Linked DNA regions of Homo sapiens: region 1 is linked to region 2. A link is a loop called in an ENCODE intact Hi-C map of the cell type or tissue named here. Cell type or tissue: heart left ventricle. All regions are shown on one strand. Region 1 overlaps GLB1L2 (galactosidase beta 1 like 2). Region 2 has its middle 130 kb from the start of LINC02706.

Region 1 (8,000 bases), 220 kb after region 2:
AGGCAGAGACCCAGCTGGATCGCGCCTGATCTGCGTCACAGGAGCCTGCCTGGGAGCGGGGCCAGCCCTCCCACCTCCTCCTGGGAGCCTCCTCGCCTACTCTGGCAGCTGAACTCCAGGAGAAGCCACATCAAACACACACACGGCCCCACACGGCTGTGGTGGCTCCACGCAGATGTGCCTGAGGACACAGCCCCTGCTCTGAAAGGCCATCAGCCGGAATGGAAAGCAGCCCAGCGTCTCCACAGCCATCCATGCCTGTCCATCCAAGCACAACTCCACTCCAGGCCCAGGACCAGTGTGACGATGCAGCGTGGGGGCAGTCTGGAGCATCCACGCCCCTCAGTGAGCCAGGGGACAGCTGGGGCCTCTCAGGTCTGCAGAGGGCTGCAGCATGGCCCTGTCCATCCACCTGCTTCGGAGGGGCACGCGAGCTCGAGAAAGAGGCCAGTCAGAACTACAGGGTGGCATAAATGCCCATCAGTCTGACAGATATTGAGGGACATCTGGAAACTCCTCCCTCTCTCCGCACCTGGAGTGGACCAGGCTTTCTGCCTTGCTGATGACAATAATCTTTCTAGGATTGCAGGGGCCTCACAGGTTAAGGTCGGATGCCTGTGTAGTATAGGACAGGGAAGTTTTTCCTTCCCCCCTCAATCCCTGGGAGCAAGTCTGGAGCTAGTTGAGGCCACAAAAGTCGAGTCCTCTAGGAGTGCACCAAAAGGGCCCCTCTCTCAGGGCAGTGGGTGATGTCCACACTGCATCAGCCTACACAGCAGCCCTCAGAGGTGTTTCTGGGCAGCGGGCCTTGCAGGCACACAGTGGCATGGGCGGGGGGCCAGAGGCCATCAGCCCTGAGTCCAGCTCCCTGCGCTGGGGAAGCTGAGCACGCTGACAGGCATTCAGAATTCCCATAGGCCGCTGAGCAGGGCGGGCCGCAGCTTCCCTGGGGCTGGACTTACCTGGACGTTGAAGAGAAAGGTGGTCAGTAGCTGCAGCTCGTGTGTTGACTGCAAGTTGATGGTGGCCAAGACTGTTAAAGGGAAGAGGAGAGAGAGAGACAAAGCACTGTCTCAAAGCCAGGGACCTTCTAGGTGACCCCAGACCCTTCTCAATCCACCAGCACAATAAAGTAAGCGGCCCTGACACCGTTTCCCACCTCCAGTTAGAAGTCAGCCACAGTCAGGCGCGGTGGCTCACACCTGTAACCCCAACACTTTGGGAGGCTAAGGCAGGTGGATCACTTGAGGCCAGGAGTTCGAGACCAGCCTGGCCAGCATGGTGAAACCCCCTCTCTACTAAAATACACAAAAAAATTAGCCAGGGTTGGTGGTGCATGCCTGTAATCCCAACTACTTGGGAGGCTGAGGTGGGAGGATCACTTGAACCCAAGAGGCAGAAGTTGCAGTGAACTGAGATTGTGCCATTGCACCCTAGCCTGGGTGACAGAGTGAGACTGTGTCTCACAAAAATAAATAAATAAATAAGTCAGCCAGGACGCCAGGAGACTTATCTTGTTGTCTTGGAGACTCCGCCACAGCAGCACAGAGCTGAGAGGCAGTCACTCGCTGTGCACCTGATCTCAATCAACTGTGACTTCTACAAGCCGAGCATGCACTCTGTTCCTTGTTCTTTTGTACGAACCAGAGCCTGATCCTTCCTTGGCACCCCAAGCATCCGGTCCAAGGTAATGATGTAAACAAAGATTCCTCTCTGATTTCTTGATAAGGGCTAATTCTGTATTCTACCCCATAACATGTTCCGTTTAAAATTTAAAATGCTATTTTCAGTGGCTTTCTATCAGTGAAACATATGCTCAAGAAAGGTGCGCTCTGTTTGGCTGACACCCGGGCATGCCCACGCCCACCCCAGTGGCACAGCCTTATCCTGGGGCCCCTCACCTGCCTGCTATCTGCCTAACAGTCAGTTCACAGGCACAGCCTAGGCACACACCAGAGAGGCTGAGCCAGCCTGGCAAGCCAGGCCACCCTGATGCTCTGCTGCAGGACGAAAGCCTCTGATTGCCAGTGAAGGAACGCAAGCGACAGCTGGGGCTCCGGGGAAGTGAAATAACTTGCCTCTAGGTCACAATAATTGGCCTCAGGTAGCGGCAGAGCGGGACTGCACACCTGGGTCTCCCTGACACCATACCATAGCTCTGCCCTGTCCCTGCCCTCCAGCAGCCCACTGGGTGGGACCCTCCACCCAGACCCCTCCCCTCAAGCCAGAAGCCCTTTGAAGACAGGAGGCCAGTCTGAAACTGAGCAGGCTGAACTCAAAGTCCGCAGGATGCACAGGGCTAAGTGAACACAAGCATCTCTGTCCTGTCCTTCCTGATACGTCTCACAAATACAAGCGGAGAGTGGACAGGTAGACGGCCATGAGGAACAGCAACAAGAAGAGACACTGGCAAATCCTGGAACACTGAGAAGGACACAGGGACAGTAAATGGTCTAGGAGTGCGGAAGGGGTGACAGTCGGCTCCAGCTCCAGCCCAAGGCCTCACCCCACTCCCAGCCCCAGGACCTGGTCACCATGAGATGGGAGGATGCCCTGTCCTCAGCCTTCATCCTCATTCCCACCTGGGCCCATCCCCTCCTCGGGGGCCATCCTGCCTGAGAACCCTGGGCCCGAGCTGCTGCGGGAGTGGGCGTGTGTGGCAGGTGGAGGGGAGGGCGGGAAGAGGAAGAAAGGCAGTGTCCACAGCACATTCCTGTCCACCGCCGGCCTGGCCCAGAACAGCTGCGGCAAGAACCCAGGACTTCTCCAGAAACACTCAACAGTGGCAGACACAGCCCCACACTCCGACAAGTGAGTGTCCCTTCTTGAAAAAGCCCCACGGCCCAGTCATCCCAGGGGGAAGAACTCCTGTCAACAGCCTCTCCCACACCCGGCGCTCCGAGTGGCAGCCGAGAGCCTCTTTCCTAAGCTGCTGGGTAGCGGCTGATCCAGAGCATCCCCTCGCGCAGGAGATGGAGTGGAACAGCCAGCAGAAAAACACGCGGGCAGCGCCGGGGAAGGAACGCGGGCAGCGCCGGGGAAGGGAACGCGGGCAGCGCTTTTGTAAAAAGCAAACTACCCTCGGAGAGAAATAAGAAAGGTAGTATCCATTTCTAAAGTATGCTATGAGAAGAGAAATACATTCAAGAAAAACGTGACCCAGGAAATGACGGGAGGACTGGAAGATAAAAGCTCAGGAAGTCACCCAGAAAGAAGAGCTGAAAGGCACAGAGATAAAGAACAGAAAAGACGTAGACAATCTACAGAAGCACCCAATACACAAACACAAGGATGACCGAAAGACCCGAGGACGAGAGGGTGGAGCACCACGAAAGACACGCACAACCCGCACGGCCCACCATGGTGAGCGTAACTGGGCCGCTCCCCGGATGCGCAGCAGCACGAGAAGGGGAGGGCGGGCTCCCTGAGGAACTTGGCCGGGGGCGAGGAGGAAGAAGACCCAGGAAACGCTCGGGAGCCGGAGTCCCCTGTGCCGAAGCAGCAACAGCAGGTGCCGGGAAGCCACGGAGCACCAAGAAACATCCTGTTTCCTGGAACTCCAGGAAGCAGGATTCCACGCGGGATGCAGCCAAGCAGCAGACCCCCCACCATGCAGGCCAGAACAATGAGAGCGAGGCCTCCACACGAGCCGGATCAGACCCAGGCAGAACCGGACAGGCACAGGACCTGAGGAACACCATCGACAGGCATCTGCGACATCTCTGGCAAAGCATTTGTTTAAAAGAGAAAGCGGCACCAGGGGAGTTGAGGGGAGGAAAGAGAATTGAAATGAAAAGAAAAACAAACAGAATAATTACACTGAAAACTAAGCACACTGCAGAGCCGGCTGGCACCCTGAGAATTCACAGATACTGTGCAGGGCATCACCCACGTGGCAGGTGCCTGCAGTGAACCGTTGTCATACACATCCGCGAGGCCCACGCTGGCGCCTATCAGGGCTGAACAGCCATGCTGGCAGGAAAGAACACTCATCACCTACTGGAACAAGAAGTCAATAGGCAGAATTTTTTTTTTTAACGGAGTTTTGCTCTTGTCACCCAGGCTAGAGTGCAGGGGTACCATCGGGGCTCACTGCAACCTCTGCCTCTCACATTCAAGCAATTCTCCTGCCTCAGCCTCCCAAGTAGCTGGGATTACAGGCACCCGCCACCACGCTCGGATAATGTTTTTTGTTTTTTGTTTTTTTTTTGAGACGGAGTCTTGCTCTGTCGTCCAGGCTGGAGTGCAGTGGTGCAATCTCGGCTCACTGCAAACTCCGCCACCCGGGTTCACGGATTCTCCTGCCTCAGCTCCCGAGTAGCTGGGACTACAGGTGCCCGCCACCACACCCGGCTAATTTTTTGTATTTTCAGTAGAGACAGGGTTTCGCCATGTTGGGCAGGCTGGTCTCGATCTCCTGACCTCATGATCCGCCCGCCTCGGCCTCCCACAGCGCTGGGATGACAGGCCTGAGCCACTGCCCGGCCAATAGGCAGAACTTTTAAAGCAAACGATGCAGGGCTGTATGTTCACAGTATTTGGAAATAAGAAGGAAAATATCCAAAGAAAAAGTCAAAGAGTTGAAAATGGTCATTTCTGGAGAATGTAACGAAGAGTAGGCAACACTGTATTTCTCTACCAACATTTTCGATTATTTCACTTTTAGACCATTTAATTTTTTTAATTAAAAAAAAAAAAAAGAAGTTATTCCGGGCAGCAGGTGGCAACAGGGGCACGCAGGTGGGTGCCTGGAGGTGGGAGGGCCACAGGGAAAAGCAGTGGCGGCTCCCGGGCTTCCTTGCAAGGCCTGAAACCGGGAGGCCGCCAAGCGCTAAAACGTGCTCCAGCACCAGGAGTCTCCCAACACAGCCACAGCCCTGCGGAGCCCGGAGCAGGCCTTGGAAGCAGCCGTGGGGAGACGGCGCCACCGCGTGGAAGCCGTGGGGATCACTGCTGGTCCTCCCCATGCCGGAGACACGAGGTCTGGGTCCTTGACTGACTCTGCCTGGGGACAAAAGCCTTTTCCTCGCCATTCATGGACCTTCACTCCCTGGGTGCCAGCTAGGCGCTGCTGCAGGGATATAGAGAGATCTTCCAGCAGCTCGGTCTGTGGAAGGAAATGCAAAAGAAAGAAAAGAAAGCGTGGAATGTGCCAGAGCAGACACAAGCACGGGTGCAGGAGGCCACAGGAAGGGCCCCGCTGCAACGATGGGAGGGCGCTATGCTCACCAAGGCCACAAACCACGCCTGGGCCCCTGAGCACAGCCTGAACCAGCCAAAGCCCAAGCCCCGCCAAGAGTACTGCTGGGTGAAACAGATGAATGACATAAATAAACTACCTGGAAGGTGAGAGGGCGAAAAGAAAGCAGGGAGAAGGATTGAGTGAGCCCCACGAAGGAAGAAGTTCAATTTCAAGTGTGGTGCTACAGAAAGCCTCGCTAACTTCGGAGAACAGCCATGTAGCTCTCTGGAAGAAGAGCAAAGCCCCCCAGGCTGGGGATCTGGATGTTGGAGGAACAGTAAAGAGGGTGAAACGGTGTGAGCAAAGGGAAGGAGCAGGAGGTGAGCTCAGCTAGGTCCTGGAGGCCAAGTGGAGAGGCCTTTCGAGGTCATTCCCAGAACCTGCGCTTCACTCTGAGTGTGACAGAGATGCCTGGCGTTCAGCAGGATAGGGTAATCTGGACGACATTTTCAGAGGCACACGGAGGCTGATATGCTGAGAACACATTATGGAGTCAACAGTGAAAATGCTACTGCAGCAATGCAGGCCAGGGGTGCTGCTAGCAGGCAACTGCTTAGGCCTGTAGGGATTCCAGGAGCACTGGGAGATAAAGCAAACAATGGCTTAGGTGCCAGGCGGAATGGAGAGGAGCTCACAGTCACTACCAGGTTCGGGGCCCATGCAGCTGGGAAGAACGGAGCTGCGATGTTCTGAAAACAGGAAGCCCGCACGTGAAGCAGTCATCTGCAGAGTGCCCTTGGAGCCCGAGTGCCCAGCAGGGCAGGAGAACAGCCACCCAGCCAGCCACGCACCACAATCTCTCACACAGACCCTCCCCACTCATGGAACCCAAGGGTGTCTGCAGCCCAGTGCCATATGCACGGGAGAATAACAGGCACCAGAGAAACTCCTACTTGGGTCGCAGTCCCACAGCGGGAGCGTGCACAGCCAGCCCAGGGCCGCCGCCAGCCCCCACGGCCCAACACAAGTGCAGTTACCTCCCTGGACAATCCCCTTGCTCAGCCCATCCTTGTTGTCTGAAGTCAGGAGCAGTTCCACAATGCCACGGTCCTCCAGTGCCTGTGGGGGAAATGAGACAAGCCCTCGTCTGCCCTGGCTCCTTAGAGCTTCTGCAGTGACACACAGCTGCAGTTGGGTAGCCTGAAGAGCTAGAAGGAGAGATGACAAATAAAGCGTTTATTTCTCTGCCAAAAACAGAAAAGTCTCCTGCCATCTGCACCGGCCATGCTCAGCACAGCTCCAATCAGCATGAATTCCCATCACAGCAGGGGCAGGGCTGGCAAACTAGGGCAGCCCCTGGTTGCTCCGGATCTGGAAGGTGCCCGGTGGGCCAGCTAGCATGCCTAGGCGAGTCTACACTGAGGCCAGCTCAGGGAAGCCTGCTGCCGCGTGTCACCCGCCACTGTCTGCTGGGCTCCAGCGAGTAGGTCAGGCCTCCAGGACGACACCTACATCCTTCCCTTCTCTCACAGCACAAGCAACAGGCCTGTCCCTTCCCCACGCTGGCCGGTGTGGGTTTGGGGGATGGCAAGGCCCAGGAGGGCCCACCATGCCCTGTCACGTGCCCACGGTGCACTGCCCATGCCCAGAACAGCAGGAAGCATCCTCCCAGCTGTAAAGCAGAGAGTGAAGTGGAAGAAACGCTGTGCTTGAGGGGCAGTGACGACAATCACCACTCAGAGCGTCCCCTGACATCCGCAGAGCAGTCACTGCCACGCCAGGCCCTCCGCTCATACACAGACTGTCCTACGCGAGCCTTGCAGTTGCTGTCTTCACAGTAGAGACGCGCCTCGGAGGCGTGAAGTCAAGCATCGCAGGTTACAGGGCCCATGGCAACGTGGGCCTGAACCCAGAGCCAAAGGCTCTGTGCTGAGGTGCTAGGATCTTTTGGATCAAAAATCCCAACAGAGGTGTCTTCTCGTAATCTTCCCTGCAGATATTATGCCAAGACTGTTTATTTCCGCTGAAATCTTTTGGAAGTGGATAGACAGCGAGATCATCTGCTGGGCGAATAAGGCTCGTGTCCAGTCCCACACGCGGGGAAGGAAAGAGCAGAGGGGGCTCTGGTCTCAGGCACAGGAGAGCTGCAGAGTTCAATCCATGAGCCCAGGTGGGATTAATCAAGAGTCCTGTATCTACCACCTCACACTATCATTCACTGATATTTAGCAAGCATTTACTTAGGTCCCTACCACATACACACACACTTAACATTTCCTGGGCATTCATTTACCGACTCCACCCCAGAGGGGATAATTGCTCCCGCCTGAGCACCAGAGATCTGCAGAGCTAGGCTGGGAGCAGGCACCTGTTCTCTCACACCACTCTCCCAGCAGCCTCAGAGAGAGGCTGGTGAATTCTCCCAAGAGCTTCCGGACCACAGAGGCTGGACGCTGCTGCTTCTCTTTGCCCACCTGAGTCACACATGGGCGCCTCCGCCCCGACACCAGGGAAGCATGAGTGGAGCAGGACGTCCCTGAGGGAGCTGCACTCTCCTCTCGTGGGGCTCTCCTTCTCTGCAGCTGAGTAACTGAGTCAACAACCGCTGAGAGGCCCCAGGGCCAAGAGACAGTCTGCGGGAATGGGGTATCGCAGGAGACGCTTCAAGTCCTGTGCTGGGATGGGATCTTTCTGTAGGAAGCTGAAGGAGTGCCCTACTCCAGGCCGTGGCTGGGCATGGCCATCAGAATGGACCTTGCCCCTTTCCAGCTTGAGGAATGCCACCCTTCCTGGACACGGCCTTGCTTCCTCCTAAGAG
Region 2 (8,000 bases):
CCATGGAGTCAGCTTTGTCAAGGTCACACAGATAAAACATGCCAAGGTCTCCAGGAAGGCAGAGAAACACAGTTCCATGGGCTTCCCCAGGCCAGACCACAAGCGGAGCTATGGCCAGGCCTTGTGACCAAGTCAACAGCCACCACTGCTGGGGTAATGCTGAGGTCGGAATGCAGAAGTTGGGGGCTGGGCAGAAATAGCTCCCGCAGGGTGTGGGCCACCAGCTATAGAGGAACGTTTTGTTTAGTAAACAATGAAAGGTAAACAAAAATATCCAAGAAAGAAAGAAAAATTGACAGCAATAGTGAAGGAATTCTGGAGGCTCAGATGAGAGGATTGCTTTACTGAATGGTTGAACTCAGCCAGGGACAAAGAACCATTGTTCACGGGACATTGCCAAGGTCCTGGTAAGAAACCAAGTAGGAAATGGAGAAGGAAGGACTCTCGGCCCAGGGACAGTGTCACCTCCCATCATGCTGGATGGCTGTGGGTGCAGCCGTGCCGGGGAGGAGGGGGAGCCCTTTCATCCTCAGCCCTGCCTGCTGGTTCAGCCTCACAGAGCATCAGGAATCCCCTAAGAAAGCTGTACCACGTGAGCTGCAGAGCGGCGAGAGGGCCGGCAGGTGCAGAGGCCTGGCCCTGATGTGCCTCGGCGCTGTGACCCAGGGTTAAAATTGCTCTACAGCCAAACTTCAGACTTTCCAAAAACCACATTTCAAAGCAGTGGCCATCAAGATCGAACCGCAAATCATCTGTTGCTCTGGTTCTTAATTATTTCAGGGAACTGAAGACACGAATAAAGGTCAACTAATGTCCTAGAAAGAGAGAGAGAGATTGCTTGCTCAATCAGCAAATTAATTCTTCCTCAATTCATAAACAGATAACAGGAATGAGTGTGTGTCTCCCGAGCCCTCACAGAAGGCCTGCCCCTGGCTGCCCCTGGCAGCTCCCTGGCCAGGAGCTGGAGCTGCTGGCTTCTCTCCCATGTGTGGGGAGGCAGCAGGGGGGTGGGGTTGAGGCAGGAGCAGCACTTATTTCAGACTCAAACACCACACACAGGGATTGTCGATGAAAACTGACACATGAAATAGGGCATCGGTGGGATCTGAGGTGTCAAGAGGCCTTCGAAGAGGGCGGCAGCTTCAGAGGGTGTCGCCCAACACACCCCCTGTGATGTCGAGTGACCACATGCAATTCCAGTGTTGACTGCAGAGGCTCGTCACCAGCCTGCCTCACGTTGTCATCTTTCCACCTGCTGGGCTGCAGGTCACGGGAAATCCCCATAATGGGGACACAATCTATGGGCACAATCACTATTTCAGATTCCAACTAGACGCTCGGATGCAGGCCAGTGCTCGGGTTCATGCAGCCACTGAGTGGTTGCATCGGGGGCTGCACGCAGGCTTTCTGCCCTGCTGCCCTCAGAGACTGCAGCCCTCTCCCTGCATGTTTGCTGAAGCCACTGCCAGCTCAGAATGTAGACATGGCCACGTCCAAGAGTGAGAAGAGCAGTGTTTTCTTCCAGCTGTCTTATTCAGAAGAAAACCTTTTCCAAAAGTCCCATCTGACTTTCTTGCAGCAACCTTTGGCTCAGGATGGGGCATCCTCCCATGACCTAGCCAGAAAAGCAGCTGAAAAAGTGAAGTCAGATGTTTTCAGCACATTGTGGGTGACGGAGAGACAACTTTAAGAAAGCAGGTAAGTGACAACAGATTCAGCCTCCTCTGTGCCTGGGCACCTCTGTTCCCTCTGCCCTTGCTGGCTGTCCACCCTGACATTTTCTATTCTTAGAAAACCCTACTGTATCTAGAGAGCTCACCACTTCCCCCTTGAACTTCCTGCAGGCTACCACATAGTCACTTGATTACATCTAGCTCCGTACAACATATTTCTCCAGCTTCCAGGTCCGTTCTTTGAACGTGAATGCCTTCATTTCAGAGATGTCATCTCTACCTCTGTGTGCTCCAACCTCACCTTCTCATGTTCCCATCTCGCCCCCACACAAAGCCCAGTCTATTCCACTCACAGGCTCTGCTCAGTAACTCTTTTTTTTTTTTTTTTTTTTTTTTTGAGATGGAGTCTCATTCTGTCACCCAGGTTGGAGTGCAGTTGTGCGATCTTTGCTCACTGCAACCTCCACCTCGCAGGTTCAAGCAATTCTCATGCCTCGCCCTCCCTAGTAGCTGGGATTACAGGTGCCAGCCACCACATCTGGCTAATTTTTGTATTTTTAACAGAGACGGGGTTTCACCATGTCGGCCAGGCTGGTCTTAAACTCCTGACCTCAGGTGATCCACCCCACCTTAGCCTCCCAAAGTGCTGGGATTACAGGCATGAGCCACCATGCCTGGCCTCTGCTCAGTCACTCTTGATGAATGAATGAGCAAGTGAACAATCAAATGGGTTCAAAGATAACCTACACAGTGCTCATACCCTTTAGGACCTTTGGCCTGCCCACGAAGGAAACAGATAACATGACCCTCATTAAGTCAACAGGGCTGTGAGTGCTCACTGGCTTGGATGCTGTGTCTGCTCAGGGAAGAAGGAAATGAGGACTGTTGTCCCTCAGTCACATGGGGCTGTTTTCAGGGTGTCCAGACCTCAGGTGTGACCCTCATGTTAGTTTATCTAGAAACTGTGGTTCTTAAAGTCCCTCATGAGACTGTAACAGTGGATCCGTGCCATTATACCTTCCACCAAACTGAAAGAATGCGCAGCACCAAGAGTGTGCTCTGATGTCAGCCATGGGCCTTGGGTGATGATGATGTCAGTGAAGACTCCTCACTTGTAAGAAATGTTCCACTGTGGTGAGGATGTTGCTGCTGGGGGAGGCTGTGCATGTACTGGGGCAGAGGGTATCCGGAAACTCTCTGTACCTTCCACTCAGTATTTCTGTGAACCTAAAACTGCTCGAAAAGTAAAGTCTATTAAGATAAATTAATTAATTTTAAAAATGTAAAATGTACCCTTGGCAGGGGGGAGGGCAGGAGGAACCCAGTGTGTGTGTCTGGTTCCCGTTGCTGCTTTCGCAGCAAGTCACATGGTGTAGTGGCTTACTACTGCAAACTCCCTGTCTGCAGTCCAGCAGATCAGGAGTCCAGCACAGCATGGGTCTCAGGTGCGTGCACACCACAGGTCTCTGCATCTCTTTCTGGAGATGCTAAGGGAGAGCCCACTCTGCTTGCCTTCCCCAGCTTCTAGAGGCCACCCTCCATCCTTAGACCCTGGCCCCTTCCTCCATCCTCAAAGCCAGCAAGGTCAGGGGGTCCTTCTCATGTTGTATCTCTGACCCTTCTATAGTGAGTGCTTGCAACTGTATGCTGACTTCGCATCCATGTTTATATGGTAAGTTTAGGCCAGGCACGGTGGCTTATACCTGTAATCCCAGCACTTTGGGAGGCCGAGGTGGGCAGATCACCTGAGGTCTCGAGTTTGAGACAAGCCTGGCCAACACGGCAAAATAAAAAATTTAAAAATAGCCAGGTGTGGTGGTACGTGCCTGTAGTCCCAGCTACTCATGAGGCTGAGGCAGGAGAATCACTTGGACCTGGGAGGTGGAGGTTGCAGTGAGCCGAGATGGGCCACTACACTCCAGTCTGGGTAACAGAGTGAGACTCCATCTCAAAAAAAAAAAAAATAGTAAGTTTAACTTTCTCATACAAGAAGCAGGGCTCTGTCACCCTTGACACAGTTCCCAATACTATACCCCACCCAATGGCTTCAGCCAGGGGCCAGAGATAAAATGTAGAGGCATCTCTCCTGCCTGCCATGCTGGACTCTTGCTTTCCCACACTTCTTTAAAAGGACCATTCAGACATTTGCCATTGAACTTAAAGGGACCACTTCTCATTCACAGTATGACCTCCTGGAACTTGTGCCTGCTTGCTCTGAACCCACCGATTAAAGCTCCCACAGGAAACCTGTTTGGATAATGCACTGTTTGGATAACGCACTGTTTGGATAACACACGGGGCCCAATAAAGGCGTTGGCCAAGAGGTCTCTTTTCTCTCTCCGCCTGCGCCCCTGATTTCCATGTACCATGTACTCCCTCAGATCTGTAAGTGCCAAAAACTCCTAAATCTTCACATTAGGGTTGTGTCATTGACACCATGCCCACGGTCCAACCTCTGAGGACTGGCGAGGTCCCAGAAGCCCCATGGACATGGACTCCCTGCTGGTGCTCTTTCGTCCAAGCCTCTCAGCAACTGGGACAGTAGTTACCAGCTAAATTGATAGAGTGTCATTCAAAACACCTTCCCCATTGCCTCTGAATACAGCTGGTAAGGATTCTCTTATTTTAAGGACTTATGTGATTAGATTGGGTTTACCCAGATAATCCATGGTAATCCCCATCCGTAACCATAATCCCATCTGCAAAGCCCCTTTTGCTACCTAAGGTGCATATTCATAGGTTCTTGGGATTAGTGGGGTTCCGTAGGCTGTCATTCTGCCCATCGTGTGTGAAAGATCCACCCCGGGAACTTGGTCTGTGGAGTCTCAGGCCGCACCTGCAGAGATTCAGACCCAGTGTGTCTGGGGCCAGGCCCAGGGACTGGCAGGTGTAACAAGTACCCAACCAGCTAGCGCAGGTGGCCTGAGGAGCTCACCCTTGAGAAGCACCAACTTGGATGCACACCAGGCTGCCACCCCCATGGCTCGCCCCGATGCCCCCAGGAGCCCCTGGAGACAGAAAAGAGGAATACTCATGCCCACTCTGAGGCTGGAGGCGGGCACTCAGGCTGAGAAGAGGGCGCCTTATTGACCAGGACAGAGACAGGGCTGGGGCTCCAGTCTTCAGGCACACAGTTGGGTGCGGCTGTGTGGCAGGGGGAGGGGGTGGTGGCCCCTCCCACAGCAACCCGCAGGCCTCAGCAGTAACTGAGCCCCCTCTGAACCTGCCACCCTGGACCTGCATGAGGCACCTTCCACAGGGCTCACCCCTCAGAGCTCCCCACCCACAGACCTCTGCTCCAGGAGAGAGATTCCATCTGCAGGGAGGGTGCTGGCACCGAGCCCTGCCAGAGCCACTTCCCTTGCAGGCGCGGCTGCGTGTGTGTCACCTGTGCTGTGTTCTGATCTAATTGTTTGTAATTACAAAGTAGCGGGATGTAAAATACTAATTGAAAATTGTTGGTGCTTCCCTTCTGGAGTCTGGAGAGAATGTGTGCCTGTCTGGTTACTAGGAAAAGGATTGTACTTTCTAGACCATTGATCTGCCGTCATTAAGGCTCAGATACAGCGCCCTATGAGTCAGCACGGGAACACTCTTTGCTGGATTCCTCTACCTGGGACTGCAGTCTCCTCCAGCTCTGCGAATGACAGAGCCGCCAGATTTGATGCAGTGTGCTGCCACCACTGCCCTATCAAGGGTTATTTATCTCATTTACTTTCAGAATGGGTGAGTTTAGTGAGCCTCACAATGGTCTCTGCATAGCACGGAATATGAAGAGACAGCCAGGCTGGGGTGCGTGGCATTGAGCTGCCACTGTGGGGAAGGGTGGCGGGAGGGGCAGCCAGCCCCATTGTCCCTCTTCCCCTCTCCACATACCCCACCAGTTCACTGCCCCAAGTGGCTGTGTTCTTACTGTACAGGGATTTCCCAGGACAAGGGGAGCCCAAAATGACAAATAGGCAGCCTCCACCCTGTCAGGACCTTGGGATGCGATGGATACAGATTCCTGAGGAAGGCATTGCCTGTCAAACTCAATAAAGGTCCGCACCTCCCCAAACCCTCACCTCTGGCCCTACTCCTGGGAGCACATGCCCCGCACAGCTCCACTGCATCTGTGCAGGGTGCCTGCAGGCCTGGCCTCCCAGATCAGCACCAGCAGGTGGCTGTAGTGTCCTAGGGGCAGTCACACCGTCACACAGAGAGACACCCACAGAGGCCCCTGCAAAGGGTGACACAGGAGACACACACAATCCTCCAGGCTCCCTTCCCCTTTCTGCCGTCTTCATGCAGATGAGCTCCGTGAACACGCTCTGAATTTTACATGAATACAAAATGAATTTATGTAGCATTCTGCCACTGGGATTTGGGGCTTTATCTGTTACAGCACCTCGCATTACCTGAACAAGTACATACCTCCAGCCAGAAAGCAAGCTCCATGGGGCAAACGCAGTTCCCTCTCCTACCACACCCTCCCTACCTGCAGCACCGGGAACAGCAGGTTTCAGCAAATAGTTTTTGGATGAATGAATGAATGAGTGAACAAATGAATGAATGAATCTGTGTGCCTAGAGACCTTCCCATGCCCTGACTTTGCCTACTCACCATCTCTTCAGCACAGGCGCCCCCAGGGGTGCAGAAAGGCTGGACGCATCCTCTGGGAGCGGTGGCCGCACTGCCTGGCTTTACCTGTCAGTCTCTCCCCAGTGCCCGTGAGCGCGGCACGGCAGGGACCCTGGGATCTCCTTTACCGTGTGTTCCCAGCTCTCGCCAGGATGCTTGTGGTACAGCAGGCGCTCAACAAACATGTGTTCTGTGACTGAATGCATAAACCAATATTTGTGAGCACTTTGAGTCCACAAAGCACTTTCACACACAAGGCCCTGCGCACTCCAGCTCCGTTTGACTCCTGGCTTCAGAGTGAGGGTTATGGTAACAAGGACAGCATTATCTGGATCTGCTGGTTCTTGAGTTATACATAGCAAGTACTAAGAGAGCAGTTTTTTTTTAAGATGTGAAAAAAATATCATTTTAGTTAATCTTTTTAGTTCCTAAGTTCAGATACTAAGGTTGTTGCCCAGGAGAGTGAAGGGCTAGTTGCAGTATAATCCATTTGATCTTCACAGTAATCTCTGAGGCATTAACATCCTCATGATAAATCCCAATTTCGGTTCAGAAAGGTTGAGTGATGGCGGACTGTACCGCATGGGAATGGCAAGGCCAGGCCTGCAGTGCAGCCACAGAGCTCTCTCTCCCTTTATGCTCCCTTCAGAAACCCAAGGGGCTACCTAAGAATAGCAACAGCGTGGCCTGGATTTTCTGAGAAGCCCCAATTTTAAATAGGTTTTCCACTCTGCCTGTAAGTGCACTAGAACATACACAGTTCTCTCTTGGAGAACACGGTCCCCATTCTTCCAATGCACAGCTCAAGCAGACATGGCCAGCCTTGCAACTGCTCACTCAGACTCTGCCTGCTGTGAATTGAGCCCTGAAACCATCACACTGCCGTGCCCCTCCCCAGACCCCCCATCCCCTGCCTGCCAAGCTTATTCTCTTACTCCCATCCCCACCATTGCCCTCCCACCCCCTAGGAAGCAAGCGGCCAGCTAGGCAAGTCCTTCCTATTTCTTTGGCCTCTGAGGCTTCAGGGATCCCAGTGAGTGGAGTAAGTTCAGGGAGGGCTGCAAACCAGAGGGACAGGGCCCCCAAATCACAGCCAGGGAGTCGCCTCACAAAACACCACTTGAAATAATTGGCTTCCGTGCCTGCGGAAATGTAGGTCAGTGCCTCAATGCGACAGCAAAAAAGCATGACCATCCAAGAGAAAGACAGAAGGGGAGTAATTACAAAATATAGATTAAACAACCATCAGATAACAAACCGAATAATAAGCATCAACACACGAGATGAAGGAAAACAGTTAAACCAACGGATTGTAGCTGGTTCCCGCGCTTGTCAAGAGGCCCCCTTCCCCTTTACGGCAAATGCAACTCCAGTCCCAGAACGAGCTTTCTCTTCTCTCAGCTCCATACTTGGAGCAGTCCCAGTAGGGGCTGTTCTTTGTCCCAGAAGAAATCAGAGCCTGGTCCTGCTGCGGGTTTTTGAGGCTTAGAAGGAGTTTTTGGATCCTGGAATAAGGGGACCTTTGGGGATGCATGGGGAGTGCAGAGAGCTCCACGCTTTGCACTGAAGTTAGCCCTGGAGAGCGTTCTACATGAGATCCTCCAAAGACTGTGTCAAAAACCCTGGTTTAAATGGAGTTGTCCTAATACCTTTACAGCTTCGCCCCTTCTGTTGGCAATTTTACCACCAGAAGGGGAGGTATCTGGA

The links. A loop is a pair of places that touch in the nucleus more often than their neighbours do. Peaks named below come from ENCODE experiments on the same cell type or tissue, not always from the same donor. Only the 100,000 strongest peaks of a DNase experiment are listed, where the experiment ranks them.
Region 1: a loop joins it to region 2, with 2.3 times the contacts of the local background. A loop is called at or near these places in 10 of 110 quality-filtered maps.

What each region holds. Positions count from the first base shown.
Region 1 is chr11:134,357,361-134,365,360 of GRCh38, reverse strand. It overlaps GLB1L2 (galactosidase beta 1 like 2), which reads right to left. Exons shown (of 19, transcript NM_001370461.1): 7 at 6,220-6,301; 8 at 963-1,033. Among named protein-coding and RNA genes, the nearest start is that of GLB1L2, 29 kb to the right of the region's middle. RefSeq lists an enhancer at 6,121-6,644. In heart left ventricle, a CTCF peak has its summit at 4,930 (motif pointing left); a DNase peak (open chromatin) is centred at 4,910; H3K27me3 peaks cover 5,537 bases.
Region 2 is chr11:134,577,416-134,585,415 of GRCh38, reverse strand. No RefSeq gene overlaps it. Among named protein-coding and RNA genes, the nearest start is that of LINC02706, 130 kb to the left of the region's middle. RefSeq lists enhancers at 1-140, 141-785, 786-1,431. In heart left ventricle, no CTCF peak of the experiment used is centred here; a DNase peak (open chromatin) is centred at 4,642; H3K27me3 peaks cover 6,049 bases.